2 separate regions of the Homo sapiens genome follow, and region 2 is linked to region 1. Evidence: read pairs that join two places in POLR2A ChIA-PET (ENCODE). Cell type or tissue: GM12878. All regions are shown on one strand. Links, peaks and the distances in the headings refer to the core of each region. The heading gives the core; the rest is flanking DNA.

Region 1 (16,576 bases), core at 3,035-11,034:
GCGGTCCACCAGTCCTATTTCTTTCTCTCCTCCAAGACCAAGTTCAAATGTTCCTCCTCTCCCCCTCCCCACCCCACCACCCTGGAAGATTTTAACACTCTGTCCTTAGTGTTCTCTTGGCATTTTGCATTTACCTTTATTATAGAACTTGGCTGTTTAAATTTTAATTTTTTGCAGGACGAACCGGAGAGTGAGGTCATTTATACGCAGAACATTGCGTCTCCTCTCTTTAATTTAGCATTTTATTCTCTGAGGTCCTAGCTATATGGTACTTTATGGTGATGAAGTACAGCCACACCATTCTGCCTTTGTGTGGCCATTGCATGACCTCTCCAAATGAAATCATTTCTTCTATAGAGAAAAAAAAGTGAGGATCAGAGACATTATTAACTAAGTAAAAAAAAAAATTTTTTTAACCTCTGGGCCTAGTCTAAACTACATTAACATTTTCTTTATTATCTTCTGCCCCATTAGGCTCCTTAAAAGTAGGCCTAGTTTAAAGACAATTAAAGGCAGATATTCTGTCCCTTTTTTTAGACTTCTATGGATTTGAAATGTCATGTTAATAGAACACTATATATGCGTAAGCAATGAACTGAACCATTAAAAAAGAATTTTGCTCTGGAATATCCTGGTAGTTTCAGGGTCATTATATATTTGTTTTGCTCAGTTTCTTGATCTTTCTGATCCTTAATCAGAAGCTGAGCATCTAAGGAAATATTTTATCCTATTGCTATGTATCTATAATATTATCTGTATAAAAAGTACATATGTCTATATTTCAAAAGAAGATTGAAAAAATTAAGAAAATCTGAATAAACTTGTGTTCTTAGATTATTCCTCTTTGTTCCTCTTCTCCCTTAGGCAATTGAGGGAGTAACTGCTATGTTCCTAGTACAATTTATTCTATAGAGGGACATGTGAAAGGTGAGCTGAGAATTCCCAGTAAATCTCGATTTACCCATCATTGCAGAGACCTTTCCTCTGCCTGGGCCAATGTCCTTCTCGGCAAGGGAAGATAGATCGCACCAGACAAAGTTTGGACATTTATCTTTCTACATAAATGGAAAACCCTTCCCAGATTGTTCAACTGGTTGCTTTTTTTCAGTTACTAATACAGGAATACCTCATTTGATTGCGCTCCACAGATATTGCATTTTACACAAACTGAAGGTTTGTGGCAACTCTGTGTTGAGCGAGTCTATCGGCACCATTTTCCCAACAGCGTATGCTCACTTCATGGCTCTGTCACATTTTGGTAATTCTCAAAATAATTCAAACGTTTTCATTATTATTGTATCTGTTATGGTCATCTGTGATCAGTGATCTTTGATGTTACTGTTGCAATTGTTTTGGGGCACGATGAATCATGCCCATATAAGATAGCAAACTTAATGGATAAATGTTGTACGTGTTCTGACTGCTCCGGCTGTTCCCCCACCTCTCTTCCTCCCTTTGGGCCTCCCTATTCTCTGAGACACAATGATATTGAAATTAGGCCAGTTAATAAACCTATAATGGCCTCTCAGTGTTTAAGTGAAAGGAAGAGTCATGTGTCTCTCACTTTAAATCAAAAGCTAGAAATCATTAAGTTTAATGAGGAAGGCATGTTGAAAGCTGAGAGAGGCCGAAAACTAGGTCTCTTGCCAGTTAGCCAGGTTGTCAATGCAAAGGAAAATTTATTGAAGAAATGAAAAGTTCAACTCCTGGGAACACATGAATGATAAGGAAGTGAAACAGCCTTACTGCTTGGACAAAGCTTTAGTGGTCTGGGTAGAAGATCAAACCAGCTATACAATTTCTTTAAGCCAAAGACTAATCCAGAACAAGGCCCTAACTTGCTTCAATTCTATGAAGGTTGAATGAAGTGAGGAAGCTGCAGAAGAAAAGTATGAAGATAGCAGAAGTTGGTTCACTAGGTTTAAGGAAAGAAGCCATCTTCATAACACCAAAGTATAAAGAGAGGCAGCAGGTCCTGATGAATAAACTACAGCAAGTTATCCAGAAGATCTAGCTAAGGTCATTGATGAAGGTGGCTACAGTGTACAATAGAATTTTCAATGGAAACAAAATGGCCTTCTATTGGAAGAAGATGCCATCTAGGACTTTCACAGCTAGTAAGAGGTCAATACTTGGCTTCAAAGCTTCAAAGAACAGGCTGACTGTCTAGTTAGGGGCTAATGCAGCTGGTTGCTTTAAGGTAAAGCCAGTACTCATTTACCATTCCAACAGATCCTAGGGCCTTAAGAATTATGCTAAATCTACTTTGCCTGTGCTCTATAAATGGAACAACTAAAGCCTGAATGACAACACATCTATTTACAGCAATGTCTACTGAATAATTTAAGCCCACTGTTGAGACCTACTGCTCAGGAAAAAGATTCCTTTCAAAATATTACAGCTCATGGACAACGCACCTAGTCACCCAAGAGCTCTGATGGAGATGTACAAGGAGATTAATGCTGTTTTCATGCCTGTTAACACAATATCTATTCTGCAACCCATGGATCAAGGAGTCATTTCAACTTTCAAATCTTATTATTTAAGAATACATTTTGTAAGGCTATAGCTGCTATAGATAGTGATTCCTTTGATGAATCTAGGCAAAGTAAATTTAAAATCTTCTGAAAGGATCTACCATTTTAGATGCCATTCAGAACATTTGTGATTCATGGCAGAAGGTCAAAATAGCAACATTAACTGGAGTTTGGAAGAAGTTGATTCCAAGCCTCATGACTGACTTGAGGGATTTAAGATGCTAGTGGAGGAAGTAACTGCAGATGTGGTAGAAGGAGCAAGAGAGCTAGAATTAGAAGAGGAGGCTGAAGGTGGGACTGAATGTCTGTAATCTCATGTTAAAATTTAATGTATGAGGAATTGCTTCTTACAGATGAGCCAAGAAAGTAATTTCTTGAGACAGAATCTACTTCTGGTGAATATACTGTGAAAACTGTTGAAATGGCAACAAAAGATTTAGAATATTACATAAACTTACTTGATAAAGCAGTGGCAGGGTTTGAGAGGATTAGCTCTAATTTGCAAGAAGTTCTGCTGTGGATAAAATGCATTTCATGCTACAGAGAAATCTTTCATGAAAGGAAGAATCAATCAGTGTGGCAAACTTCATTGTTGTCTTATTTTAAGAAATAGCCACAGCCACTCCAACCTGCAGCAACCACTACCCTGATCAATTGGCAGCCATCAACATTGAGGCAAAAAGATTAGGACTTGCTGAAGGCTCAGATGATTGTTAGCTTTTTTTTTTTTTTTTTTTTTTTAGAGAGGGTCTTGCTCTGTTGCCCAGGCTGGAGTGCAGTGGTGCAATCATAGCTCACTGTAGCCTCCCGGAGTCAAGTGATCCTCCCACCTCAGCCTCCTGAGTAGCTGGGATTACAAGTGTGCATTACCATACCTGGCTAATTAAAAAAAAATTTTTATCTAGACAGAGTCCCATTGTGTTGTCCAGGCTGTATTGTTAGCATTTTTAAGCAATAAAATATTTTTAAATTAAGCCATGTATACTTTTAGACATCATGTATAGTGTAAACATAACTTGTTTTTTTTTTTTTTTTTTTTTTGAGATGGAGTTTCGCTCTTGTTGCCCAGGCTGGAGTGCAATGGCACGATCTTGGCTCACTGCAACTTCTGCCTCCTGGGTTCAAGCAATTCTCCTGCCTCAGCCTCCCAAGTAGCTGGGATTACAGGCATGTGCCACCATGCCTGGCTAAGTTTGTATTTTTAGTAGAGACAGGGTTTCTCCATGTTGGTCAGGCTGGTCTTGAACTCTCGACCTCAGGTGATCTGCCTGCCTCGGCCTCCCAAAGTGCTGGGATTACAGGCTCGAGCCACTGCTCCTGGCCAACATAACTTTTATGTGCACTAGGAAACAAAAAAAACTGTGTGACTCACTTTATTGCAAGATTCACTTTATTGCAGTGGTCTGGAACTGAACCCGCGATATCTGTAAGGTATGTCTGTATATCATACCCTTCCTGGGCAATACGAACAGGCTGACCTAATTCCTTCTAATGCTGAGTGGATTCTATCGAATGGATATGGCATAATTAATTTAACCCCTGCGTCTTAATGGACCTTTCAGATCTTTCCAGTTCTTTTTTTGCTGTCGTGAATAATGTAGCAATGGAAATTCTTGCATATCTTGACTACTTGTGTAGACACATCAGTACAACGTGTTGAAAGAATTGGAATTGCTGGATTAAAAGGTCTCCGCATTTAAAAGTTTAATAGATACTGGCAAGGACTTAAAGGATGGAGTGGTGCAAGGGGTCCCCCCTAAGTACAGGAAGTAAGGGGGTATATCATTTATATAGAATTTTAAAACAGTAATAAAACCAGTGTGGGTCTGTTTTTTATTATCACCATGCGCTGGCAGTGAAAAAGTCAGAGTAAGTTCTTAATGGTGTGTACAGCTTTCACTAGAGCTTTGGGGCCAAGTTGCATCTTCAGCTTCTATGGCACAGCATAGTCCTGAGTTTAAGCTGCAGATTAGACATAAACAATGATAGCACAGTGATTGTAGAAACCCCGGAACAGAACTCGAGTTACCTCAATTCCGTTATTCTCTCAGAGTTTTGTATTTAAATTTGAAACAACAAAGGAGAATGCAAACTACAAAGTATAATTAATGCTGATTGGTAAGTGCAAGTTTTAATTCATACATGAAATATCTTACTGAATTATTGTTATTATTTTTTAGAGACAGGGTCTCACTTTGTCATCCAGGCTGGAGTGCAGTGTTGTGATCATGGCTCACTGCAGCCTTGATCTCCTGGGCTCAAGCCATTCCCTGTCTCAGCCTCCTGAGTAGCTAAGGCTACAGGTACATGCTACCATGCCCAACTAATTAAAAGAACTTTTTGGTAGAGATGTTTGTTCATTTTTGTTTTTTGTTTGTTTGTTTTCAGACAGTCTCACTTTGTCACCTAGGCTGGAGTGCACTGGCGAAATCGGCTCACTGCAACCTCCACCTCCCAGGTTCAAGTGATTCTCATATCTCAGCCTCCCAAGTAGCTGGACTTACAGGCATGCACCACCACACCCGGCTAATCTTGCTGTGTTTCCCAGGCTGGTCTCAAACTCCTGGCCTTGAGCAATCCTCCTGCCTCGGCCTTCCAAAGTTCTGGGATTATAGATGTCGGCCAGTACACCTGACCTGAATGATTTTTTTAAAGTTCAATTAAAAAAAAAAGTAACTTGTTTCTTTTAAAGCTAAAGAAGGAATAAAAAATAAACAGTCTGTTCCTGATTCTTACGCATTGCTAGGAAAATAATTTTGTCACCTAGAGGAGAGAGGTTGATAGATGATCAGTTGTGGGTGTCAAATACACGAAGGACGCCGCTGGATTCTGTTCAAGTGCGCTCTGCAAAGATGGTGGTCTTCTGCTCATCAAATGGTGTGTGAGAGTGTCTGACTGAGGAAGAATCTTTAAAATGCTGTAAGAAATCAGGCTTGTAGTAAGAAGGAAATCACCCACCAGCAGAAAAATGTATTTCCGGCCTTTCTTCCTCACCCTCTGCCACTGTTTTAGGATTGCTCAGTTTCATCAAGGTTTGAAGGATAGGCAGGCTCTCACTAAGAGAGAGGTAGGGAGAGGGGAGGTAGAGACCTATGAATGGGCTCAGAGGCTGGACTGCCAGAGTCTGAACCCCAGCATCTCTTCTCATTAGCTTGTCATCTTGGACAAGGTACTTTACTTCTCTGTGCCCTAGTTCCCCCAGCTGTAAAAATGAGACAAAAATGATATTGACCACATGCAGTCTTGTTGTAATGATTAAAGGAGGTAATTTTTATAAAGCACTTCAAACAGCGTCTGGCAAATGTGTTTATTGTTATCCTTATCTGCTAAGGGCCAGGCATTCATCTAGGCATGGGAGATAGATTCTTTTCAGTTGCCTTAAAAAAAAAATCCTGCAAACGATGCATGATTAATTCACATTTTGCAGTTGTAGTTATGTGACTTGCCCAAGGTTATACTGCTGCTCAGCAAGGGAGATGAAAATCTAACCGTGACTGTCTGGGTGCGGTGGCTCATGCCTGTAGTCCCAGCACTTTGGGAGGCTGAGGCGGGCGGATCACCTGAGGTCGGGAGTTCAAGACTAGCCTGACCAACATGGAGAAACCCCATCTCTACTAAAAATACAAAATTAGCTGGGTGTGGTGGCGCATGCCTGTTATTCCAGCTACTTGGGAGGCTGAGGCAGGAGAATCGCATGAACCCAGGAGGTGGAGTTTGTGGTGAGCCGAGATCACGCCATTGCACTCCAGCCTGGGTAACAAGAGTGAAACTCCATCTCAAAAAAAAAAAAAAAAAAAGAAAAAGAAAAAAATATCTAACCGTGACTGTCAACTCCACAACATGGGCCCTTTGCAAACAATTGCATATCGGCAGCCTTACACACTGAAACTAAAACTAAATCACCTCACTCCTTCCAGTGCTCTGGGCTGCATATCCAGAACAAATTATTAAATGCCTTGACTTCTTTTATAGCTTAAGCAATCTGCAAGTTAAGGGGTTATCCTACTTCTAGAGAATGCTGGAAAGCTTAATGATTTCTCCTAAAAAGAGATGATCCATCTCGAAGGAAGTGGATGAGAAAGGGAACAGGTGTTTAAAAAGTATTTTTATATTAAAACTGGGAGCTGTGGCTGGGTGTGGTGGCTCACGCCTGTAATCTCAGCACTTTGGGAGGCCAAGGCAGGTGGATCACTTGAGGTCAGGAGTTCGAGACCAGCCTGGCCAACATGGCGAAATCCCGTTTCTACTAAAAATACAAAAATTATCCGGGTGTGGTGGTGCATGCCTGTAATTCCAGCTACTCGGGAGGCTGAGACACGAGAATCACTTGAACCTGAGAGGTGGAGGTTGCAGTGAGCCGATCTCGCCACTGCACTCCAGCCTGGGTGACAGTGAGACTCTGAAAACAAGCAAACAAAAAACAAAAACAAAAACAAACAAAAAACATTGACAGCTACCTTTTGAGTAAAAAGCCATCAGTACACAATAAAATCTTTCTGTGGGAAAAAGGCAAAGAAATAAAGGTTGCTACTGTGTGAATAATTTGGCATGTCTATCTAGCTATATGAGCATTGTGCTTAAAATATTAAGGAAATTAAGTATGGGCTATACAATGTAGGCATAATGTGTATCTGAAAAAATCCTGTGTAGATGGAAAGTGTGCTGACTCAGCTGGTTCAGTTTCTGGGCCTCGTGTGGGCCCCCAGCAGCTTAACCACTTCTCTCAAGTCCTTGGTTTCCTCATGGGAGAAATGAGTATGTTGAATTAGATGACCTTTCAGGCATCTCATCATGCTGAGTTTTTTTTCCGCAGCAGGGAACATGCTACTTTACATTCTGTTTAGGGTTTGCTCAGTGAAGGGGGAGTACCAGGAATCTGGGGAATTCCCAGAATACCTGGGCACTATATATATATATATATTTGCAACACATTTAATCATAAAAGATTAATATCCTTAATCTCTAAAAGGATTTTAAAAGTCATTAAGAAACAATGACCGTCTTGCTGGAAAAGTAGGTAAAACTGATGACTTACAAAAGAAAAAATATATGTTGTCAAGAAACAGATGAGAAAATTTTAATCTTCACCAGTTGTAAATGAAATGCAAATGAAAACAAGTCAAACTTGCAAATATTATACCCAGTGAGAGTTGATAGAGAGATGCAGTGATAGGCCCATACATGGAATATAAATTGGTTCAATTTTTTATCTCTTCTGTTCCAGCAGTTGCTCTCATATCTATTTATCCTAAAGAAATAATCATATATTTATATTAAAAATATTCACTCAATGTTGCTATAGTGAAAATAAGGAATTATTAAACTATCCAACAGTAGGCAATTGGTTAAATAAATGATGCTATATTTACATAATGAAATTTTATGCAGCCATTTTCTATGTCAAGAATCTTGACATAGAATGTTAAATTAAGACCTAAATGTTAAATTAAGAAAAACAAGATGCCAAACTGCATATAAAGTATGGTATTCTTAGTTTTGGAAAAAAATGATGCACTGAATAAAAAACCCCAGAAAAATGTATGCTAATATTTTACAGCTTTTGGTTCTAGGTGGTAACTGATTTTTATCTTCTTTGGATCAGTGTTTTCGAAATGTTCTATAATGTGTATGTACTACTTTTATAATCAGAAAATAGGATATATAGAAATGGTCTGGAAAAAATGAGGAGAGAAGTTACAATAGGGAGGTCATCTTCAATCTGTTTGGACCAGCAAGTAAAAGCAGGAAATGCTGTCCACCACCAATGGCTTAAATATGTGTGTTGGATGGTGGTGGTGGTTGGTGGTTCTGGGGTTGGGGATGGGGGGAACCTTGAGATGTGATGGTTTTCTTAGTCAGAGATGGTGCTTTACAGCTGGGAAGTATCTTGAACTTGGTGGAGGTCTATCCAGACATCAGGCAGATTTCATATTTTCACAGACAAAGGCTACGTTTACGTCTAAGGGGAAAACACAAAATACTAAGATAGAAACCTCCAAAGCCCCCTCACCTTTTCAGACAACAAGAACCCCCAGGGCAGAGGGTCTTCCTCACTCTCAGAGTTACTTTGACTTCTCATCTGGTTTCGTGTGGGTAATGCATTTTCACTCTTGAGTTTCTTTTCTTTTTAAGGTATTTTCATTATGACGTTTGTTCTTTTGCAAAGAGCTAATTCTGCAGAATTCTACCCAGGGAGGGCCGAGGGAAGTTAGTGAAGGTAACGATACCAGTTAGAAAGTTGAGTTTGGGTCATCTCAGGGGCCTCCTTTGGCCTCCTTTGGCTTATGTTCTAGAGATGGCCCTTACTTCCCAGGAATAGATAGTGATGTCTTACTGAGTTGCAGGTAGAGTCTGTATTGAAGCGCAAGATTTTCTTCCCTGACTTGTCTGGGAATCCTTACCCAGGACTGTGGCTTTCCTCTTCCATATCCCTCCACCAGGAGGCAGGCTCTAAGCCTCTGTGCTGTCATCCTTTTGCCACTTCCATGAACATGCCTTCAAATACTTGAAAAAGTCACTATAGCGTAAAGTATACTTTTCTCTTTTGGTGATGCTTTTCTGCATTTTCTCTATAACCAGAGAGTAAGAATAAAACTACAGCTTGGGACCTGGCGCGGTGGCTCACACCTGTAATCCCAACACTTTGGAAGGCTGAGGAGGGTGGATCACCTGAGGTCGGGAGTTTGAGACCAGCCTGACCAACATGGAGAAACCCCGTCTCTACTAAAAGTACAAAATTAGCTGGCATGGTGGCACATGCCTGTAGTCTGAGCTACTCGGGAGGCTGAGGCAGGAGAATCGCTTGAACCTTGGGGGTGGAGGTTGCAGTGAGTTGAGATCTTGCCATTGCACTCCAGCCTGGGCAACAAGAGTGAAACGCCATCTCAAAAAAAAAAAAAAAAAGAAAGAAAGAAAACAAAAGCCCCCACGCTTTAAAACTTTTAACACGAAAAGTTTTGAAGCTACACCAAAGAGGAGAGAATAGGCTAATATACCCCTGTATACCCACCACTCAACCTCAATAGTTCTTAACACTTTTCCAATCTTACTTTATCCATTGTTTTTGCTTGTTTTCTGGAATAATATAAAATAAATCCCTGACATCTTATTGATTTTCCTCATCAATACATCAACATCTCTATCAGATAAGGGCCTTAAAATACAATTGACAAATTGATTGATAAATAAGGACCTGACAATACAGTTATCACCTAACAAAATTAGCAATAGTTCTTAAATGTCATCTAATACCCAGGCCATATTCATATTTATTTGAATATCTAAAAGAATATAAAAAGGACTTCTTTTTTTTTTGAGACGGAGTCTCACTCTGCCATCCAGGCTGGAGTGCAGTGGCACGATCCCCCCTCACTGCGACCTCTGCCTCCTAAGTTCAAGCGATTCTCCTGCTACAGCCTCCTGAGTAGCTGGGATTATTAACCACCATGACGGGCTAATTTTTGTATTTTTAGTAGAAACGGGGTTTCGCCATGTTGGCCAGGCTGGTCTAGAATTCCTGACCTCAAGTGATCCACCTGCCTTGGCCTCCCAGAGTGTGTGAATACAGGTGTGAGTCATGGCACCCGGCCTGGACTTTTTTGAGTCCAGGCCTCCCTCTGTTGTCCAGGATGGAGTGCAGTAGTGTGATCTCAGCTCACTGCAGCCTCTGCCTCCCAGGTTCAAGCGATTTTCCTGACCCAGCCTCCCGAATAGCTGGGACTACAGGCACAGGCCACCAGGCCCAGCTAATTTTTTTTGTCTGTGTTTTTAGTAGAGATGGGGTTTCGCCATGTTGCGGCTAGTTCAAGACTATCCGCAACATGGCAAAACCCCATCTCTACTAAAAGTGATCCACCCCCCTTAGCCTCCCAAAGTGCTGGGATTACAGACGTGAGCCACCGCGCCTGGCTCTCAGCCTGGACTTTTAAAACTCTTATGAGTAAGAAGAAAGAAGAGGTGGCTTGGGGCTGAGGATAGCTATGAACAGCTGTGATTCAGGAGGCAGAATTATTCAGCTTTGCTCATCTCCTTTGCAAGGAGGAGAGAATGAAACAGACCTTTAAAAGGGAATCAGAAGTTGGAGTTAGTGCTTCTAGGAATTGTAAACGAATTCAGCAGTGTAGACCTAGAAAAATTTTCAGAGTCACTGATAGGGATTCACAGAAATTTTCTGTAGCTTCAAGGGACCAGCCCAGCCTTTTTGTTCCCTTCTGAGACCACATTAAAAAGACAAAACAACATACAGGAAGCACTTCTTCAAAACTGCGCAAATAGCACATGCGTATCGTGGACACATTTTTAAATGCACTTAAGCAAGGAGAAGAAAATGGGAATCACATACAACCCCAGGACCCAGAGACAAGCCAGTGGGCACCACTCTAGACATTTTCACAGCTCTGGAATCTCCTGTACAGGCCATTTTGAAACCTGCCATTTTGAAACCTGCTTTCCACCCATTTAGCTTAGGAAGCCTTTTCCTGTGTCTGTGAATAGACCCGTACGATGTTATGTTAATGGATTTCAATATAGGAGCAAATTGGTTTGTGCAAGACCCACCTATTCTTAGGTGATTTTTTTTTTTTTTTTTTTTGCTATACATAACATAGAAGAGAACATGTTTCTAGCTAAAGATTTCATGTCAAAGCTCATGGGAGAGGAAGATGACCCTGGCTACCCCACTTCTCTTCCCCTTCATTCAGTAAACGATAGCCTTGTCATATGACGGCAGCCTGTGGCTCTCCTGAAAGCGCTCTGTCTCTTCAGCAGGCCCCCCAGTGGGAAACACCCACCTCTTCATGGATCTCACAGATCTGTCTCTCTCCTCTGGTGCTGCCTATGTTTGCCAGCAGCTTCTCCCAGGCCCCCAGGCCTACAGCCTCAGAATCACCTTGTTTCAGGCCTGCGTGTCAGTTCCGCCTCGTGGATGTTGCTGGGGCTTCTCTCCCTCTTTCTTGTCTCACAGCATCTGCTCTGGATAAAGTCATCCTTGATCCCAACGGCAGGAGCCTCCCACTTGCCTCTTTGGTCTTTCCCACCTGCAATCCAGCCTAACCTGCCACAAGAATGAGCTTCCTACAGCCCAGCTTGATCTCCCATTCTGGGCTCCGCCTTTTAGCCCAACTGAGCTGCCTCTCACCCTTCTAGGTGCCCTAGGTTTTTCCTTCATTGCTCATGTTTCTCTTTCTTCTCTGTGCATCTCAAGCTCAGTGGTTTTAAGGGTCATGTTCTAATACCATGGCCTCCACAAAGCCTTCCTTGATTCCTGCTAGTTGCAGGTAGCACCTTTTTCCCTTTGTTGGCACTTTATTTGTTCCTCCCTCAGATCCTTGCTGAAGTTTATGTCTGGTGTTGCCATTAGACTGTAAGTTTTTTTGAAGGCAGAAGCTGTGTTTTCTTTAACTTGGCTTCAATGCCTGACACAGAGTAGGTGCTCAAAGAGGTTAGTAACATTTAAGTTAAAAGAGAATGGATTGGTAACAGTTTTTTTATTTTTTGAGACAGGGTCTTGCTTTGTTGCCCAGGCTGGAGTGCAGTGGTGTGATAATGGCTTACTGCAGCTTCAGCTTCCTGGGCTCAAGTAATCCTCCTGCCTCAGCCTCCCAACTAGCTGGGACTATAGGCATGCTCCACCATGCCTGGCTAATTTTTTTTTTTTTAGTATAGACTTGGTGGTGAGGCACCGGAGGCGGGGGGCAGGGGTCTCATCATGTTGCCCAGGCTGGTCTTGAACTCCTGGGTTCAGGTGATCCTCCTGCCTTGGCTTCCCAAAGTGCTGGGATTATAGGCAGGAGCCACTGTGCCTGGCTAGTAACATTTTATGTGCCAAAGACCCAGGGATTTTAATTGACTGTTAACTGATTTTAACTGGAGTCAGCTGGAGCTAATAGTGTGCTGTGGCTGCTGATGAGCAGAAGGCAACCTTGGATTGTATAAAATCACAGGCTCATCTCCCATAATCCCTCCACCGGCCACTTCCTGCTCCCCACTGAGCAGCCCACAGTGCAACCTCCCTGAACTTCTTCTACTTCCCCAAATCAAACATGTATTTTCATGCCCCTGGGCCTTTGCACATGCTTCTCCCCACCCCCAAAGCCTTTCTTCTCTGTTGCTTATCAAAATCTTACTCATCCTACAGATCAGCTGTCACCTTTTAAATGCGGGGCTCCCAAATCACCACTCCTTTCTCCCATCTCGAGAATTAATGCTCCCTCTCCTGTGTGTCTGTAGTACTGGTTCATATCATCATCATCATAGCAGCTACTATTTGCTAGTACCTGTTTTGTTCCAGGCACTGTTTTAGGCTCATGACATACACTAGCTCAGAACCATCTTACGACAACCCCTCAAGGTAAATTATAATAATGGTAAATACTTCTACGGTACTCACTCTGTGCCAGGCACTATTCAATGTGGTTTACATGCACTACCCATTTAATTCTGTACAACCACCTTGTAAGGTAGGTATCATTATTTTATTTTAATTTTTATTATTAAAAATAATACCATCAACCAACTCACACCAGGTAGGCACCGTTATTATTGCCTATTTACAATTAGGGAAGAGGGGCTTAGAGAAGTTAAGTGACCTTTATGAGATCACATAGCCAGTGGGGCTGAAAGGCAGTATGGTTCCAGAGTCTGTGCTGTAGACACTATGCATAGTTGACTTTGTTGTCAAAGGAACCGAAGGTCAGAGACGTTAAGTAATTGCCCCAAGGTCACACATTTAAGTGGCAGACATTGGAGCCAAACCCAAGCCTGCCTGACCCCAGGTCTACATGCCCCTTCTTACTCTGAACTACCTTTCTGTCTAGTAGGAGTTGGCAAACTTTTTTGTGTAAAGACCAAATTGAAAATATTTTAGGCTTGGTTGCAACTTTATGTTGCAGCGAGAAAGCAGTCATAGGCAACATGTCAATGAATGGGCATGACTGTGTTCCAATAAAATGCTATTTGTGAAACCTGAAACTTGAATTTCATATAATTTTCACATGTCATAAAATATTTTCCTCCTTTGGATTTTTTTCAACCATTAAAAAATGTAAAAACCACCTGTAATCCCAGCTACTTGGGAGGCTGAGGCAGGAGAATCGCTTGAACTTGGGAGGCAGAGGTTGCAGTGAGCCGGGATCATGCCACTGCAGTCCAGCCTGGGCGACAGAGTAATACTCCCTCTCAAATAAAATAAAATAAAATAAAATAAAATAAAATAAAATGAAATAAAATGTAAAAACCATTCTCAATTTATGGCCCTACAAAACCAGGTGGCGGGCTGGATTCAGCCATGCGTGGGCCATAGTTTGACAACCTTACTTTATAGCATCGTGACATTATAGAATGATTAGATAGGCATGATTTGCCTTTTTGCTCTCTTTTTCCTAGAACAGTTCAGCTCAGGCCCCAAACATGGATACCCAACTGAGAAAACACGAGTCTTTGGTAAACAAGATCCACATTCCCTAAAAGAAGTTCAGAGACCACGTGTCCTTCCCTGAGCACACCTCTTGGGGTTGCACCCTCAACTCCAAGCAGTTTTTCAGGCTATTCCAACTATTTTGAGAAAAGAAGTAGGAAATGCATTTCCCCATCACTTTAGTTTTGAGATGAGTTTCTAAGGGTGCTCTGGGTGGTTGCCTAGCTGGCTAGTCTTGTATTTGACTCTGAAATTGAACCGGACTAAGAACTCTAGACCTCAGGCAACGATTCCTTGATTGTGCTCCTGGGAGTGGAAGAGACCAGTCAGGGCAGAGTTGCTGGACCAGAGGAGGGGAAGGGGACCACGGTCCCGGTGTGATTGGGGACCAGAGGGCAGGACACACGGCTCAGAGAGGCTTCAGAGCTTAATATGTTGAAATAATAAAAGGCTTCAGGACTTGGCAATGTTTTGTTTTAATTCAACTATAAAGGGGTTTAATATGCTTCAGGCTTAGGAACATAAATACTGCTTAACATTTTTTATTCTGGTGAACTTATGTTAAAAGTTGCAAATCAGCATCTTTTTTTTTTTTTTTTTTTTTTTTTTGTAGAAACAGGGTCTTGCTATGTTGCCCAGGCTGGCATTGAACTCCTGGCCTCAAGTGGTCCTTCCACATCAGCCTCCCAAAGCACTGGGATTACAAATGTGAGCCACTGTGCCTGGCCAAGCAAACCAGCATCTTGCAAACAAACTTTCAGAACAAAATCTGTTTCAAACAGAGATGATCTATGTATGAAAGTACACTGACTTAAAAATGATTTCTTTCTGTGGTTTTGAGAGAAAATCTAGTGATTATTTGTAGCAATTAGCAACACAGTAGGGGGAATTATTAAGATAGGATTCAGATTGGTGAAATAAATTCTTGCAAGTAAAACTTAAGATAAAATGCCACTTGAGAAGATGTTCACCACAAAGGTGGTAACCTTATTTTTAAAAATGCTTTTTATTGAAGTTTTATCTACATACAGGAAAGTGAACACCACGTGGGTATACAGCTTGGTGGATTTTCACAAACTGCACACACTTGTGGAACCAGCATCCAGATCAGGAAGCAACAGATGTCCTTTAAAACATCAAGAACTGGGCCGGACATGGTGGCTCACGCCTGTAATCCCAGCACTTTGGGAGGCCAAGGTGGGTGGATCACCTGAGGTCAGGAGTTTGAGACCAGCCTGGCCAACATGGTGAAACCCCGTCTCTACTAAAATTACAAAATTAGCTGGGCTTGGTGGCATGCACCTTGTAATCCCAGCTACTCGGGAGGCTGAGGCAGGAGAATCACTTGAACCCAGGAGGTGGAGATTGCAGTGAGCTGAGATTGCGCCATTGCATTCCAGCCTGGGCAAAAAGAGCGAAACTTCATCTCAAAAAAAAAAAAAAAAAAGAAAAAAGAAAAAAAAAAAGCAAGAACTGGTTTATTTTCAGGAAGAGAATAGGAGTAGAGACCTGGTCTGAAGAGCTGGGTACAACCTAGGGCAGTAGCTCATGCCTGTAATCCCAGCACTTTGGGAGGCTGAGGCAAGAGGATTGCTTGAACCCAGGAGTTGGAGACCAGCTTGGGCAACATAGTGAGACCTTTGTTTATACAAAAATAAAAAATAAAAATAATTAGCTGGTCATAGTAGCACGCAACTGTAGTCCCAGCTCTTCAGGAATGTGAGGCAGGAGGATTGTTTGAACCCGGGAGGTCCAGGCTGCAGTGAGCTGTGATTGTGCCACTGCACTCCAGCCTGGCACACAGAGTAAGAGCCTGTCTTAAAGAAAAAAAAAAAAAGAAAAAAAAAAGGGGTGGCTAGGAAAAATGTCTTGAAACTGGGTCTGCATAGAAAACAACTTTGTTTGAGATGCCTTGGAGAAGGCTGATGGGAATTACAGTGTGTGTTGGTGACACTTGGAGCTGCCAATGCTTTGAAGTCAGACTCTAGTTGGGTCTAACTTTGCCTCTGCCATTCCTTGCTGTGTGACTGTGGCCAAGATTGCCAACCTCTTGAAGCCTCTGTGATTGTGACATGATAATCTCTAAAATACAGCATCTCTTGTTCACGATTATTTCCTCAGAACCTGTTACAGTGCCTGCCATACAGGACACCCTAAGTAAATGTCTTTTTTAAAGGACATGAATAAAACAATTAATAAATAATATGTGCAAAGTACTCAGTATAGTACTTGGAAGATGTTCAATAAATGTAAAATCAAGTCACAAAATGACCCATTGACCCAGTAATGCCACACTTGTGAATATACACATTCCCAAGAAAATCATCCCCCATAAAAGTAACTTACCGGCTGGCTGCGGTGGCTCATGCCTGTAATCCCAGCACTTTGGGAAGCTGAGGCAGGTGAATCACGAGGTCAGGAGATCGAGACCATCCTGGCCAACATGGTGAAACCCCATCTCAACTAAAAAAATACAAAAATTAGCTGGGCGTGGTGGTGTGCTCCCGTAGTCCCAAGCTACTTGGGAGGCTGAGGCAAAAGAATTGCTTGAACCCGGGAGGTGGAGGTTGCAGTGAGCCGAGATCGTGCCAGTGCAGTCCAGCCTGGCGACAGAGTGAGACTCCAT
Region 2 (16,576 bases), core at 3,519-11,518, 390 kb after region 1:
CTCCATATGTATACCACACACTGCTGCTTTTAGGTGGCAAATGAGTGGAGGCATTTCATTTTCAAGGTTTGGATAATTTATATGCATATTAGAAAAATACTGGTCTTCGGCCGGGCACGGTGGCTCACGCCTGTAATCTTAGCACTTTGAGAGGCCAAGGCGGGCAGATCACCTGAGGTTAGGAGTTTGAGACCAGCCTGGCCAACATGGTGAAACCCCGTCTCTACTAAAAATACAAAAATTAGCCAGGCGAGGTGGCACACACTTGTAATCCCAGCTACTTGGGAGGCTGAGGAAGGAGAATCACTTGAACCCGAGAGGTGGAGGTTGCAGTGAGCCCAGATCGCACCACTGCACTCCAGCCTGAGCAAGGGGAGCGAGACTCCATCTTAAAAAAAAAGAAAGAAAAATACGGGTTTTCCATTTAAGAAATGAGATAGTGTTCCACTTTAAGTAAATGGATTTTAGTAAAACAAAAGTGAGTTGATTTAAAGAAAAATATTACCCAGCACTTTGGGAGGCTGAGGCAGGCGGATCACTTGAGGTCAGGAATTCGAGACCAGCCTGGCCACCACGGTGAAAGCCTTTCTCTACTTAAAAAAAAAAAAACAGCCGGGTGTGGTGGTGCACGCCTGCAATCCCAGCTACTCAGGAGGCTGAGGCAGGAGAGTCTCTTAAACCCAGGAGGTAGAGGTTGCAGTGAGCCAAGATCACGTTACTGCACTCCAGCCTGGGTGACACAGTGAGACGTCATCTCAAAAAAAAAACAAAAAAGAAAGAAAGAAAGAAAAAGAAAAATATTAAATGATGATGTAGGTGATATATAGATATGGGGAAATTGAAAAGGTAGTAGGGAAATGATTGTTACCGAGAAACTACTGTAGAGAATCAGGGAACTTCTGGGAAATGTGGTCTCGGTAAGAAAAAAAAGAAAAGAAAAACGGTGGACTAGTGGCAGTTTTTAACAAGTGAATGACATGGTCAGATCTGTCTTCCAGATGGACAGCTACTGACAGCAGAGGACACACAATCTCTGGCCTCATCCATCACTCTCTCCTGCACCCTCTTTGCCCTTTAGCCCCACCTGGACAGTTTCACCGACGGCCCGCCTGGCCCCAAGCCCCTGCTCTGCAGCACAGCTTGGTGGTTGAGAGATGAACTCTGAAGCCACACTGCCTGGATTTGGTCTCTGGCTCTCCACTTGCTGGCTGGCAACCTGGGCAAATTGCTTTACCTCTTTGTGCCTCATTTGCCATCTAGTAGGGTTGTGATGAGGACTGAGGAAGTTACTATTTGTAAAGGACTTGAAATGTGCATGGCATTCAGTAAGTACTGAGATGTAAGTACTAACATGAACATGTGTTACAAGCCTGAGCAACACAGTGACACCTCCTCTCTACTAAAAACAAAAACAAAAATAAGTTAGCCAGGCGTGGAGAGGCTGAGGTGGGAGGATCACTTGAGACCAGGAGATCGAGGCTGCAGTGAACTATTATTGTGTCACTCTACTCCAGCCTGGGCAACTGAGCAAGACCCTGTCAGAAAAAAAGCCCGCAAACATATGTGTTACTTTAAAATGATGTGTTTTATCTTCCGTAAATCACAACATCTCTTCTACGCTGTGCAAAAATCTATTTATTCAAAGTCCAGCTGAACCCAAACATCCATCAACTGATGAATGGATGAACAAAATCTGGTATGTCCGTACAATGGACTATTATATTACTCAGCCATAAAAAGGAATGAAGTATTGATAGATGCCACAACATGGATGGATCCTGAAAACATATATGCTAAGAGAAATAAGCCAGACATGAGAGGCCACATATCGTATGGTTCTATTTATGTGAGATGTCCAGACAGGCAAATCTATAGTCAAAAAGTTGATTACTGGTTGCCAGGGGATGGGAGAGAGAGAAATGAGAAGTGATTGCTTAATAGGTTTGGACTTTCTTTCTGGGATAATGAAAATATTCTGGAATAGGGCGGAGCATGGTGATTCATGCCTGTAATCCCAGCACTTTAAGAGGCTGTGGCAGGAGGATCACTTGAGCCCAGGAGTTTGAGACCAGCCTGTACAACACAGTGGGACTCCATCTCTACAAAAAATTTTAAAATTATCCAGGTATGGTGGCACACGCCTCTAATTCTAGCTATTCAGGAGGCTGCATTGGGAGGATTGCTTGAGCCTGGGAGATCGGGGCTGCAGAGAGCTGCGGTCACATCACTGCACTCTAGCCTGGGCCACAGAGTGAGACCATGTCTCAAAGTAAAATAAGAAAAAGAAAAGAAAATATTCTGGAATAGATCATGGTGGTGGTTGCACAACTTTGTGAATTACTAAAAGCCACTGCATTTTCTACTTTAAAATGGCGAATTTTCAGCCAGGCGCGGTGTCTCGTGCCTGTAATCCTAGCACTTTGGGAGGTTGAGGCGGAAAGATTGCCTGTGTTCAAGAGTTGAAGACCAGCCTGGGCAACATGGTGAAACTTCATCTCTACTAAAATACAAAAAATTGGCCAGGCATGGCAGCCTACACCTATAGACCCAGCTACTCAGCAGGCTGAGGCAGAATTGCTTAAACCAGGGAGGTGGAGGTTGCAGTGAGCTGAGATCACACCACTGCACTCCAGCCTGGGCAACAGAGCGAAACTCCATCTCCAAAAAAAAAAGGTGAATTTTCTAATTTAAAATGGTGAATTTCGCAGTACGCTAATTATATCTCAGAAAAAAAAAATCTAGCTAAAAGATCACCCTTCTTCCCCAACTGTCCCTCCTGTGGGCTCCCTGTTCAATATCACATGCCATGTTATAGTACAGTGAGTTGGACACAAGTGAGTTGTCCCCACATGAGTGTGAGCATCTGAGGGCAGGAAGAGTGTCCTGTTCACCTACAACTCCCCAGAACTCAGCAGAGCGACCAATAGGTACCAAGTAGTTGCTCCAGTAAATGCTCACTGATATAATAAGCAGAGCATTATCATTTGAGGGGAAGGCAGACTTGGAGATTAATTTATTTTCCAAAATGGGCAGGCTCTAAATTACCAACCTGGTAGCAAAGAAACAACTGCCTCTGCTCAGGGGCCCAATCCATATCGAGTATTAAGACCAAGTACGAAATAGCAATAAAAAGCCCTTTCTTTTGTCAATGAGAGTGAAACAAGCTTAGACTTGGAACTCTTTTTCTATCCTGTCAACTAGGCTTGATGATGCTGGACAAACTGCAAATCCTGAACTTAGAGACTGTTGCAGCAATAACCATTTTGACTGTGATAATATCATTCTGCTCAAGTTGGTGTTAGTAAGGCAAGTACAATCCTAAAATTCTGGCATGAAAGGCACACTCTGGGTGAGCACATGTTGTGAAGTAAATGTAAATAGCAGAAATCCCACAAACATGGAACCAATGAATGAAGTTAAATCTTATATGTACATTCCTTAGAGTTGGCCCACTCATCCTGCTGTCATTGCTGATTTGGAAAAACGAGATGACACGAAACATGTGAGCTCTCTGCAGTGTTTGGCTATGTCTCCATACCTCTTCTTTTATTTATTTATTTATTTATTTATTTGATAGAGTTTCACTCTTGTCGCCCAGGCTGGAGTGCGGTGGCATGATCTCAGCTCACTGCAGCTCCGCCTACCGGGTTCAAGTGATTCTCCTGCCTCAGCCTCCTGAGTAGCTGGGATTATAGGTGCCCACCACCACGTCCAGCTATTTTTTTGTATTTTTAGTAGAAATGGGGTTTAGCCATGTTGACCAGGCTGGTCTTAAACTCCCGACCGTGATTCACCCACCTCAGCCTCCCAAAGTGCTGGGATTACAGGTATGAGCCACCATGCCTGGCCTGCTAATTTTTTATTTTTATTTTTATTGGTTTTTTTTTTTTGAGACTGAGACTCACTCTATGGCCCACATTGGAGTGCAGTGCCACAATCTTGGCTCACGGTAACCTCCGCCTCCCAGGTTCAAGTGATTCTTGTGCCTCAGCCTCTAGAGTAAGTGGGATTACAGGCACCCGCCACCACGCCCGGCTAATTTTTGTATTTTTAGTAGAGACAGGGTTTCACCATGTTGGCCAGGCTGGTCTCGAACTCCTGACCTCAAGTGATCTGCCCGACTCAGCCTCCCAAAGTGCTGGGATTACAGGCGTGAGTCACTGCGCCCAGCCATGACCTTTTTCTTCTTTTTTAGCTTCCATTTTTCTCTGCTTTCTATAAATTATATGCTTTGCGCATGAGACAAAGTCCTTGCCATCTGGTTTCTTCCCGCCTCTTCAGCCTCATCTCTCTCTAGGTTCCGGAATCCCTCTCCAAATGGTAACTAACTACCTGCTTTTCATATCTCTGGATCTCATTTAAGGCTCATTCAAGCCAGGCGCTGTGGCTCACACCTGTAATCCCAGCATTTTGGGAGGCTGAGGAGGGCAGATCACCTGAGGTCAGGAGTTCAAGACCAGCCTGACCAACATGGAGAAACTGTCTCTACTAAAAATACAAAATTAGCCGGGTGTGGTGCCGCATGCCTGTAATCCCAGCTATTCAGGAGGCTGAGGCAGGAGAATTGCTTGAACCGGGAGGCGGAGGTTGCAGTGACCCGAGATCACGCCACTGCACTCCAGCCTGGGTGCCAAAAGTGAAACTCTGTCTCAAAATAAAAACAAACAAACAAACAAACAAAAAAACCTCATTTAAGAATCATCTCTAATTCTAGAGCCAAATCACCTGGGTTCAACTCCGAGTTCTGCCCTTACTAGCTACATAACCCTAGGCAAGTTATTTAACCTTTCTGTGCCTAGGTCTTCTGTGTATGGGGATCATAATTGTAAGTACTTCATAGTTTTCTTATGCAGATTCAATGAGTTCATCTTCGTAAAGTGTTTAGAACGGGACCAAGCACGGCCAGGCGCGGTGGCTCATGCCTGTAATCCCAGCACTTTGGGAGGCCGAGGCAGGCAGATCACAAGGTCAGGAGATGGAGACCACGGTGAAACTCCGTCTCTACTAAAAATACAAAAAATTAGCCAGGCTCGGTGGCGGGTGCCTGTAGTCCCAGCTACTCAGGAGGCTGAGGCCAGCAAATGGCGTGAACCCGGGCGGTGGAGCTTGCAGTGAGCCGAGATCGCGCCACTGCACTCCAGCCTGGGGCGACAGAGTGAGACTCCATCTCAAAAAAAAAAAAAAAAAAAAAGAACAGGACCAAGCACATAACACATGCTATGTGACATGGTTTGGCTGTGTTCCCATTCAAATCTCAACTTGAATTGTATCTCCCAGAATTCCCATGTGGTGTGGGAGGAACCCAGGGGGGAGGTAATTGAATCATGGGGGCCGGTCTTTTCCAGACTATTCTCGTGATAGTGAATAAGTGTCACCAGATCTGAGGGGTTTATGAGGGGTTTCTGCTTTCACTTCTTCCTCATTCTCTCTTGCTGCTGCCATGTAAGAAGTGCCTTTCACCCTCCCCCATGATTATGAGAGAACTCCCCAGCCATGGGGAACTGTTAAGTCCAATTAAACCTTTTTCTTCCCAGTCTCGGGTATGTTTTTATCAGCAGCATGAAAACAGACTAATACACTATGTAAATATTAAGTATGTTAAAAGTCTTATCTTTATGAGGAGTCCCCTAAACGTTTCCCTCATCCCCTGCTGTGCCTCCTCAGGTTAAACTGATGCTACCGATTCCTATCATAGCATCTAGAAAATTTCATGGGACTCATTTTTAATGCTTCAGTCTCTCTAGGTAAATGTAGGCACAAAATAAATGGTTTTCAATGAATCAATGGATGGATAAATGAATATCTCTATTCTAGAAAGCACAAAAGAGTATTTTATTTTATTTTTGCTTACGTGTCTGATTTAGTCTGTGAGCTTCTCAACAACCCAGAATACTTCTGATACATTTTGTATCTCCAATGCCTGACACAGAACCTGTATCCACTCAATGAATAAATGGCTGGAGTTGTTGCTACTCAAAAGAAAACAACAACAAAAAACCCACATAGGCCGGGCACGGTGGCTCACGCCTGTAATCCCAACACTTTGGAAGGCCACAAGGCAGGCAGATCACCTGAGGTCAGTAGTTCGAGGCTAACATGGAGAAACCCTGCCTCTACTAAAAATACAAAAAAAAAAAAATTAGCTGGGTATCGTGGCGCATGCCTGTAATCCCAGCTACCAGGAGGCTGAGGCAGGAGAATCGCTTGAACCCGGGAGGCAGAGGTTGCGGTGAGCCGAGATCGCACCATTGCACTCCAGCCTGGGCAACAAGAGCAAAACTCTGTCTCAAAAAAAACAAAAACAAAACAAAACAAAAAAAACCACCCACATAGAATCATCAAAATGAGTTTTGGAAGCAAACTTGAAATCACTATTCAAGACTTGGGCAAAACCAAAGAGCATCTGAGATTAAACTGGGACATCTTATCCAAGATATCATTGATTATATATATATAATGTATCTCCAATAAGATACATGAGAGGTGTAATAAAATAATCAAGCGTTGAGTCTTGGCCTTCCACGCAAGACTCAGGCCTCTTCAGAACAGAAGGATTAAGATGGAAATGGAATAGAATTCAAATGTTAAAAGAATGAAGGGTCAAGAGCGTTGGAATGAAGGTAAATGGGCCACCTGTAGAAGTCTGAAAGTGAGCTTTGGAGGGAAGAAAAGTAAATACTGCTTTAACAAGAAGTCCTGGGGAATCTGAATGAATTAGATCCTGATCATGGATCCATAACATGTGGATGTGGAGAATTAATGGTATCTAGGGTCCGTATCTAACTGATATTCAAGAAGTATAGTTAGATGGCCGGGTGCAGTGGCTCACGCCTGTAATCCCAGCACTTTGGAAGGCCGATGTGGGCAGATCACTTGAGGTCAGGAGTTCAAGAACAGCCTCTACTAAAAACACACACAAAAAATAGCCACGTGTAGTGGCACATGCTTGCAATCCCAGCTACTTGGGAGGCTGAGGCAAGAGAATAGCTTGAACCCAGGAGGCGGAGGTTGCAGTGAACCAAGATCGCACCACTGCACTTGCACTCCAGCCTGGGCAAGAGAGCCAGACTCTGTCTCTCAAAAAAGAAGAAGTATAGCTAGAAATTCTAAGAATGACTTTGTCTAAAATATATTCTCTGAAGTCTGCAGAAACTAGGATGAGCAGTTCTTTAATCTGATCCAACAGGGCATTTGTAGGACTTTTGTGACCTTAAATGAACTGAAATAACACAAAAGGTCATCAGAGAATGTCCAAGCTTCTCAGTACACATCATTTTCCCATTTATTAAATTTGAAGGTATCTTATATTCAGCAAAAATGAGAGCTCATTCAGCTGCATTTTATTTCCACTACAAAGAAGTCAAACCTAGAACCCATGTCAATTTGCAGAGGGATCTTCATTCACCTATGATCTTCATCCCCTAGGCTTTTGTTTCATTTCCTTTGGTTGTAATTAATTTATTATGGAAACTTAGGTAAACTCAGCTTCTCTCAGCCAGGAACAACTGCAAACACATTTATTTATCTTTCTTCCCCAAATCTACAAGACATCAAATATTGACTAAAAGGTTTCTTCAAAGGAAAGTCAGCCTGGTACACGGAGCTCATTTCTAGCCATCCTTGAATGTTTGCTGTTTTCCCAAAGCTGCTGACAGTCCAGCTATACACCAGCATGTGTTCATTTAATATAAGTGTCTCGCCATGAAGCTGAAAGCACTGTACAATGATTTTTATTTTTTTTGCTTTAAATGAAGTCAAGATACAGTCTTAATAAAACATAGGACAACTTCATTTTAACCAAACCTAAACCTTTAAACTTCAGGCATCTTTAGGTCTGAAAAGATTCTACTAACAACTTTCTCAAAGTTCAGCTTTGTCCAAAATATATAAATATCAAGAAGTCCCTCAATAAAAAAAAAGTATACCAAAACTCTGGGGATATTCTAATGACATTAGTAGCCTCGAAAGAAAAATTCTTAGAATCTGAGAAGGAAACAGTGAAGTGACTGAATCCACAAGAAAGGGAAAAATAAACTACGAAATGACTTTTCTAGCAGGCTGCTGTTAAAACACTTAACATTCCTAAGAACAGAGTTCAGTTCAACTTTTTACTGACCTTCTCCCCTCATACCTTCTTAGACCCTGCATCATCAGAAGACAGATGAGTTTAACTCATTGGTGATAAAAAACTAAAGAAAGGAATGCTGTTCATGGTGTGTAAGACAGTAGTAACAGGCCAGGTATGGTGACTCATGCTTGTAATCCCAGCACTTTGGGAGGCCAAGGCAGGAGGATTGCTTGAACCAGGAGTTCAAGACCAGCCTGGACAACATAGTGAGATCCCATGTCTTAAAAAATAAAACTTAAAAAAAAAAAAAAGGACAGTAGTGACTGTGGAGAACAGTCTAGAATTGGGTTTCTCAGCCTCAGCCCTATGGACATTTTGGGCTGGATAATTCTTTGTTTTGAGTGGTTCTCCTGGGCATTGTAGGATGTCCAGCAGTACACCTGGCCTTTACCTACTAGATGCCAGAAGCTCCCAATCCCCATCCCCACTACTGCCTCCCACATTGTGACAACCAAAAACATCTCCAGACATTACCAAATGTTCCTTGGAAGACAAAATCTAGAACCACCAGTCTGGAACCATCCTATATACTAGCAATATTCACTATCTCAGAAGGGATCTGAGAGTTAAGAATCAAATCTGTAAGAACTTTGTAAGATTTGGAACGAGCCATCTAACCCAGCATTATTTCCTTCCTGCGACTTAAAGCCAAGTAACCATCCCCCATCCACCCAACCCCCATCTTCCCTTCAACATCAAATGAACCAGCAGCCTTTTAGTGACTTGAACCATGAAAGTAAAAAGAATTAGAGAAAATTGCAGCTGTGTAAAACATAAGTCAAAGCCTAGTCCAAAATCTCCCCTCCCTTCTATCTAATTTTAAAAGAAAGGAAAGTGAAAGGCAGTGAGGAGAAGGGCCATGGCCAGGGTCAATTGTCTGAGGTGATATAAGCCAAGAACAGATCTTGTAGAAGACTGGGTCCTGGTCCAAAGACCTGGTTTTTCCAAACCTGACCTCCTTTGGGAAGCTTTACAAGAGTCTTGGCCAGGGGCAGTGGCTCACACCTGTAATTACAACACTCTGAGAGGCCAAAGGGGTAGGAACGCTTGAGCCCAGAAGTTTGAGACAAACCTGGGCAAAAGAATGAGACCCCCATCTCTACAAAAAAAAAAAAAATTAACTGAGCTGGCATACACTTGCAGTCCCAGCTACTGAGGAGGCTAAGATGGAAAGATCACTTGAGCCTAGAAGGCCAAGGCTGCAGTGAGCCTTGATCATACCACTGCACTCCAGCCTGAGCAACATGGTAAAAAGGACACTGTCACACACACATACACAAAAGAGTCTCAATTCTGACCACCATTTACCTTGGGCAAGTTACTAGATAGCGCCTCATTTCTACACATGTCAAATGAGGATAATTGTAAAACCTACTTCTCACGGGTGGTTTGTTGGTTAAATAAAATCATGGCCAGGTACAGTGACTCACACTTGTAATCCCAGCACTTTGGGAGGCTGAGGCAGAAGGATCGTTTGAACACAGGAGGTTGAAGCTGCAGTGAGGTATGATCACACCACTGAACTCCAGTCTGAGCAACAGAGCAAAACCCTGTCTCAAAAAAATAATAATAATAAAAATAAGAAACCATGCATGGCATACAGTGGGTGCTCAATAAATGTTAGTCATGGCTGGGTGGGCGTGGTGGCTCACTTGAGCTCAAGAGTTCAAGACCTGCCTGGGCAACATGGTGAAACCCTGTCTCTACAAAATATACAAAAAAAAATTGGCCAGGCATGAGGGTGTGCACCTGTGGTCCCAGCTACTTGGGAAGCCGAGGTGAGAGACTCTCTTGAACCCAGGAGGTCAAGGCTGCAGTGAGCTTAGATCACTCCACTGCACTACAGCCTGGATGACAAAAGTAAGTACTGTTCCAGGTACACCTTATACAGCTCTTCACCAAAGTTGCTTTCTTATTAAAAACAGAATTTAGCCAGATATGGTGGCTCACACCTGTAATTCCAGCACTTTTGGAGGCCAAAGCAGGTGGATCACCTGAGGTCAGGAGTTCAAGACCAGCCTGGCTAACATGGTGAAACCCCATCTCTACTAAAAATACAAAAATTAGCTGGGCATAATGGTACATGCCTGTAATCCCAGCTACTAGGGAGGCTGAGGCAGGAGAATCGCTTGAACCTGGGAGGTGGAAGTTGCAGTGAGCCAAGATCACGCCACTGCACTCCAGCCTGGGCAACAGAGTGAGACTCTGTCTCAAAATTAATTAATTAACTAATTAATTGTGAAAACTTCAGGCGCTTCATATCCTTTTGGAAACTGAACCATCTTATGCAAAACGAATAACCACACCATCTGTGGCTCAATTAAGCAATAATAAATACAATTACACCTCATGGGCTCCACTGGTGTTGACATGATATTGGAGAATAAAATGCTACAGTCACTGACAGTTTCTATAGCCACGGTTGCAAAACATTATCTGTCATAGCTTCTTCTACCTCCATCCAATTCTAAAGCTTCATGACTTTTTAAAACATCACTTCTTGGCTGGGTGCGGTGGCTCACGCTTGTAATCCCAGCACTTTGGGAGGCCGAGGCGGGCGGATCACGAGGTCAGGAGATCGAGACCATCCTGGCTAACATGGGTGAAACCCCGTCTCTACTAAAAACACAAAAAAATTAGCCGGGCATGGTGGCGGGCGCCTGTAGTCCCAGCTACTCTGGAGGCTGAGGCAGGAGAATGGCGTGAACCCGGGAGGCGGAGCTTGCAGTGAGCCGAGATCGCGCCACTGCACTCCAGCCTGGGCGACAGAGCGAGACTCTGTCTCAAAAAAAAAAAAAAGAAAAAAAAAAAATCACTTCTTTGGTCATTGCTTGAGACCAAAATCATTTTATTCCTATGAGTTTGCAAGTATATGCGCAATCATTTTTTTTAGAATAATCTCTGCTTGGGAGGTTGTAGTGTGGCGCTAAAAACAAACGGATAAAGCTTCCACCGCTATAAGCTCCAAAAGCCCTGTGTGTTGCTCACCCTCATATCCCCAGTTCGCTTTAGGTACTAGAAACTCAAAAACTCAGTTTGCTAGAGATACAAATCAGCCTTTCATTATGTGGTTTAAAATGTGCCTGTATCAGCTTTCTAATTTCCACCCACATAATATGCAGAAGAAACACAGCAGACCCTTTTTACAAAGCTTACAAAAGTTAGGTAAGAGACACACAAGAAATACATTTACGTGTTCTAATGGATCCATTTTTACAGTGTCAATATTTACAGCATGAATTTGCATGTCTCTCAGTGGTTATAACTCACAAGGAAATCCACTGTTTCATCTTATATTTTCTTTTCTTTTTTTTTTTTTTTTTTTGAGACAGAGTCTTGCTCTGTCGCCCAGGCTGGAGTGCAGTGGCGCGATCTTGGCTCACTGCAACCTCCGCCTCCCAGATTCAAGCAATTCTCCTGCCTCAGCCTCCCGAGTAGCTAGGATTACAGGCGCCCGCCACTGCGGCCAGCTAATTTTTGTATTTTTAGTAGAGACAGGATTTCACCATGTTGGCCAGGCTGGTCTCAAACTCCTGACCTCAGGTGATCCACCCGCCTCGGCCTCCCAAAGTGCTGGGATTACAGGCGTGAGACACTGCGCCTGGCCTCATCTTACATTTTCTTTTATCTTTCTCTTACTTGTTATGTGGGATGAATCTCTGTTCACACAAATTTTTGTTTTCACTATTAAATATATATGGCATTTAAGGCCAGGTGTGATGGCTCACACTTGTAATCCCAACACTTTAGAAGGCCGAGGCAGGCGGATCACAAGGTCAGGAGATGGAGACCATCCTGTCCAACATGGTGAAACCCCATCTCTACTAAAAATACAAAAAAATTAGCTGGGCATAGTGGTGCGTGCCTGTAGTCTCAGCTACTCGGGAGGCTGAGGCAGGAGAATCGCTTGAACCTGGGAGGCAGAGGTTGCAGTGAGCCAAGATCGTGCCACTGCACTCCAGCCTGGTGACAGAGTGAGACTCCATCTCAAAATAATAAATAAATATGGCATTTAATATTGTAAATTAAGTACATATACATGCTAAATATATTAAATATATTCAGTGTTAAGTATAAATATATACATGTACTTTATATTTATACTAATGTGATTGAATATTAAATATATAATATAAATATTAAAATTTTGGTAAATATATATGATTAATTTGAGTTATAAGTTTGATGACTGAAACTATACTTAAGTCTTTTTTTTAATGTTTGCCCCCAACCCCCTTTCCCCATTACAGTTTCCTATACACCCTAGATACTCGATTAGCATTATTTTGTCATTTGTGGTATAAAAGTAAAGATCACATACTTTATATTTGCCAATATGGACATAAAGAGAAACACTGAAATACAAAACAGTTGTCTAAAAGAATGTGAAGGGCCAGGCATGGTGGTTCACACCATAATCCCAGTACTTTGGGAGGCTGAGGCAAGCTGATTGCTTGAGCCCAGGAGTTTGAGACCAGCCTGGGCTACATTGCGAAACCCTGTCTCTACAAAAAATACAAAAAATTAGCCAAGCATGGTGATGCACACCCGTAATCCCAGCTACTTGTGAAGCTGAGGTGGGAGGATCACCTGAGCCCAGGGAGGTCAAGGCTACAGGGAAACATGATTGTACCACACTCCAGCCTAGGCAACAGAGCAAGACCCTCAAAAAAAAAGAAAAAAGAAAATAAAAGAAAAGAAAAAATGCTAGGCAGCCAGGCATGTGATGTGCCTGTAGTCCCAGTTACCCAGGAGGCTGAGGCAGGAGGATTGATTGCTTGAGCCCAAGATTTTACAGTGAGCAATGTCACGCCACTGCACTGCAGTCTGGTGACAGAGTGGCACCTTGTCTCTAAAAATAAAATAAAATAAGAAATACTTTTCCGAAAAATGAATGCTAGGCACTAGAGGTGTCTCCTGCTTTTGCTAGAGGCACTGGATATAAAAGGGGGAAACTTCTAGCTGGGGGTAGTGGCTCACACCTGTAATTCCAGCACTTTGGAAGGCCGAGGTGGGCAGATCACGAGGTCAGGAGGTCGAGACCAGCCTGACCAACATGGTGAAACCCCGTCTCTACTAAAAATACAAAAATAAGCCAGGCATGGTGGCGCGCGCCTGTAATCCCAGCTACTCGGGAGGCTGAGGCAGGAAAGTTGCTTGAACCTGGGAGGTAGAGGTTGCAGTCAGCCATGATCAAGCCACTGCACTCCAGCCTAGGCAACAGAGCGAGACTCCATCTCAAAAAAAAAAAAAAAAAAAAAAAAAAGGGAAACTTCCAGCATCTCCTTGGGATGTTTGAACAGGAATCTCAGTAAACACACCCAAAATTGAACTCCTGATCTCCTCTACCTGCCTCAAACTTGTTTTCCCCCAGTCTCTGCCATCACAGCCAGCAACACAGATCAGAACCCCCCATCCTCAGTCCTTCCTCCAGGCCATCACCACATCTTGCTATTTCTGCTGGCCACTGCCGGCCTCAGACTCAGACCATAACAGAGGCAGGTAGATACACAGAAGACATCCCATGCAGGCCACTGGCTCTCTCCACCAACACCAACACCCCCAAAAATCAACCCCTGGACAGGCGCAGTGGCTCACACCTGTAATGTCAACATTTTGGGAGGCCAAGATGGATGGATTATTTGAGCCCAGAAATTCAAGACCGGCCTGGGCAAAAGAGTGAGACCCTGTCTCTACAAAAAAATCAAAGAATTAGCTGAGTATGATTGTGTGCCTGTAGTCCCAGCTTCTTGGGAGGCTGAGGCAGGAGGATCACTTGAGCCCAAGACTTTAAGACTGCAGTGAGCCATGATTGCACCACTGCACTCCAGCCTGGGTCAGGGTTGTCTTTTAAGAAGTCGTCTTTAATGGCTTTCTCTTAGGCCTGGAGTAACAAAATGCAAACTCTTTTCCATGGTCTTTAGTGACCCACATGCTCTGAGTCTCAGTAATCCCCATAACCCTACCTTGTGCCCATCTCCTCCTTGCTGGGCACTTTGCACTGTTGCAAGGTCGGCCTTCTTTAAGTCCCTCAACATGCCAAGCGTTCCCAGCCTTAGGACCTTCATGAACGCTACTCCATCTAGCGAAGATGGACATCTCCCTGCCCATCAAACACCTTCAGCCCCACCTCCCTGGAGGAGCCTTCTCTGATGACCTCACCTATGGGATTCCCACCTACTATTGTGTAGTACCTGTGGGTTCCTGGTTCCTTCAGAACACTAAATCTCATCTCCACCCAACAAAGAAAGTCCCAGAGGGCGGAGAATCTTTATTCACCACTGGGTACTTCGTATCCAGTGTCCAGCACACAGTAGCTGCTCAAACAGCAGTTAAGTCTGTATCTAGGCCAAACACGGTGTCTCACGCCTGTAATCCCAACACTTCGGGAGGCCGAGGCCGCGGATCACTTGAGATCAGGAGTTTGAGTCCAGCCTGGCCAACACGGTGAAACCCTGTCTCTACCAAAAATACAAAAATTTGCCAGGCCTCATAGCTCATGCCTGTAATCCAGCTACTCGGGAGGCTGAGGCAGGAGAATCGCTTAAACCAGGGAGGCGGAGTTTGCAGTGAGCCAAGATCACACCATTGCACTCCAGCCTGGGCGATAGAGTGAGACTCAGTATGAAAAAAAAAAAAAAAAAAAAAAAAACTCTGGGCCGGGCACAGTGGCTCACACCTGTAATCCCAGCACTTTGGGAGGTCAAGGCGGGCGGATCACGAGGTCAGGAGTTCGAGACCAGCCTGGCCAACATGGTGAAACCCGTTTCTACTAAAAATACAAAAATTAGCCAGGCATGGTGGCAGGCGCCTGTAATCCCAGCTAGCCAGGAGGCTGAGGCAGGAGAATGGCTTGAGCCTGGGAGGTGGAGGTTGCAGTGAGCCGAGATCATGCCATGGCACTCCAGCCTGGGCGATAACAGCAAGACTCCATCTCAAAAAAAAACAAAAAGTCTGTATCTGGGCAAGAAAAATAAGTCCTTTCAATGTGTCTAGTTTATAAACCCATTTAATTCATATTTACTGGTTCTATATTTTAGTAAATAATTACCACCAGCTCCCTCTATATAGTATATTACCAAAGACAAGTCTAATTTAACATTTATATGCTATTCATTTTTTCTTTTCTTTAAAAAATTTTTTTTAATAGAGAAGGGTTTTCGCCATGTTGCCCAGGCTGCTTTTTAACTCCTGGGCTCAAGCAATCCACCCACCTCAGTCTCCCAAAGTGCTGGGATTACAGGCGTGAGCCACTGCACCCGGCCCCCCTATTCATTTCTAATGTCCCATTCAGTGCATATGATAAGAAATAAGATGATTTGCAGAAAGAACTATGAACATTAGCTCTTTGTTTATTAGGCATAATTTGTCTGTGTATTTTTTGAACTCCTCAACAAATTGTGATGATGTCTTCCAAATCAATTTAGAAGGAAACAAACAAAAAAAAAAAACCCAAAATCCAAATAATTCTAAATCAGCCACAAACCATGACTGACAATAGTCAGAAATAACTAAATCCAGGCTCTTCATCTACCCTCAGCAGACTTTATGTACTATTGCCTTTTTTTTACTGCAAAGAACCTTCCTGGAGTCTGTACTACCTTCAAGATGGTTTTAGGGTCCCCAAGCCTAGTAGCCACAGGATTCTAACAGCAACTGAGGAAGCCTTTTTCAGTGAATTATGGATCTAAACAAGGCAAATGAACGCAGAGAGGGAACTGTGCCTCCAAAGGCCACGAAAAGCAATTTTGCCAAACCTAGGTAATTGTCCAAAGGAGAGAACGAAGCCAGGGCTAGCAAACAAACATGACAGATCAGAGAATTGTTTTGCCACTTTGTAAAGGCAAGATCAAGTATTTGTACAAAGGTTCTGGGGAAAAATTAAAGACTCAAACAATGACTCTAGCACTTCCGTTTCATGCCAGGTCAAGACAAAAATACCTAATTGAGCTCTGCAGCTGAGAACAATCTAAATGGAATCCTGTAGCAGCAATTGGCACTTGTGGAAACCTCAAAGGTGAAAAGAGATAGTTAAGAAAATTTGTCTTGACAGTTACTTTCAGAAAATCATTAATTATAATTAAATGACAGTAGAAAAGGTGATAAACAATATAGTAACATAAGTCAGTCAAGTGTAATTATCTGTAGGGCATGCGATTCACAAAATGGTTCAAACAGAGGGCTACACATTTAGATGTAAATCACAAAAAGATTGCCAAAGAGGAGGCTTTGATTTGGAAACAGGGAAGCTCTGAAATGGGGAAGTGCTGAAACGATTGCGACATCCCCACATTTGGCCCTGCCTTGCACGTTACTTAGTCATCAGCCTCCATCAAGGACTTGTGGTGGCAGAGAAAATAAACCACAGAAAACATGGCAGCCTCCTGGGAGAGGTCTGGGAGAAAACCCATGCTCATTCAGAAAGGTATGTTCGTGGTTGTATTTCGA

The links. Peaks named below come from ENCODE experiments on the same cell type or tissue, not always from the same donor. Only the 100,000 strongest peaks of a DNase experiment are listed, where the experiment ranks them.
Region 2: POLR2A ChIA-PET joins it to region 1 with 7 read pairs; 3 of 35 experiments call an interaction of 5 or more read pairs at or near these places.

What each region holds. Positions count from the first base shown.
Region 1 is chr4:40,220,212-40,236,787 of GRCh38, forward strand. The region is part of intron 1 of RHOH (ras homolog family member H); the gene reads left to right. Among named protein-coding and RNA genes, the nearest start is that of RHOH, 31 kb to the left of the region's middle. RefSeq lists an enhancer at 7,318-7,367. In GM12878, for the core only: a CTCF peak has its summit at 8,985 (motif pointing right); DNase peaks (open chromatin) are centred at 7,280 and 8,550; H3K4me3 peaks cover 1,597 bases; H3K27ac peaks cover 4,841 bases.
Region 2 is chr4:40,605,441-40,622,016 of GRCh38, forward strand. The region is part of intron 1 of RBM47 (RNA binding motif protein 47); the gene reads right to left. Among named protein-coding and RNA genes, the nearest start is that of RBM47, 16 kb to the right of the region's middle. RefSeq lists enhancers at 8,904-8,963, 13,690-14,217. In GM12878, for the core only: no CTCF peak of the experiment used is centred there; no DNase peak of the experiment used is centred there; H3K27ac peaks cover 1,315 bases.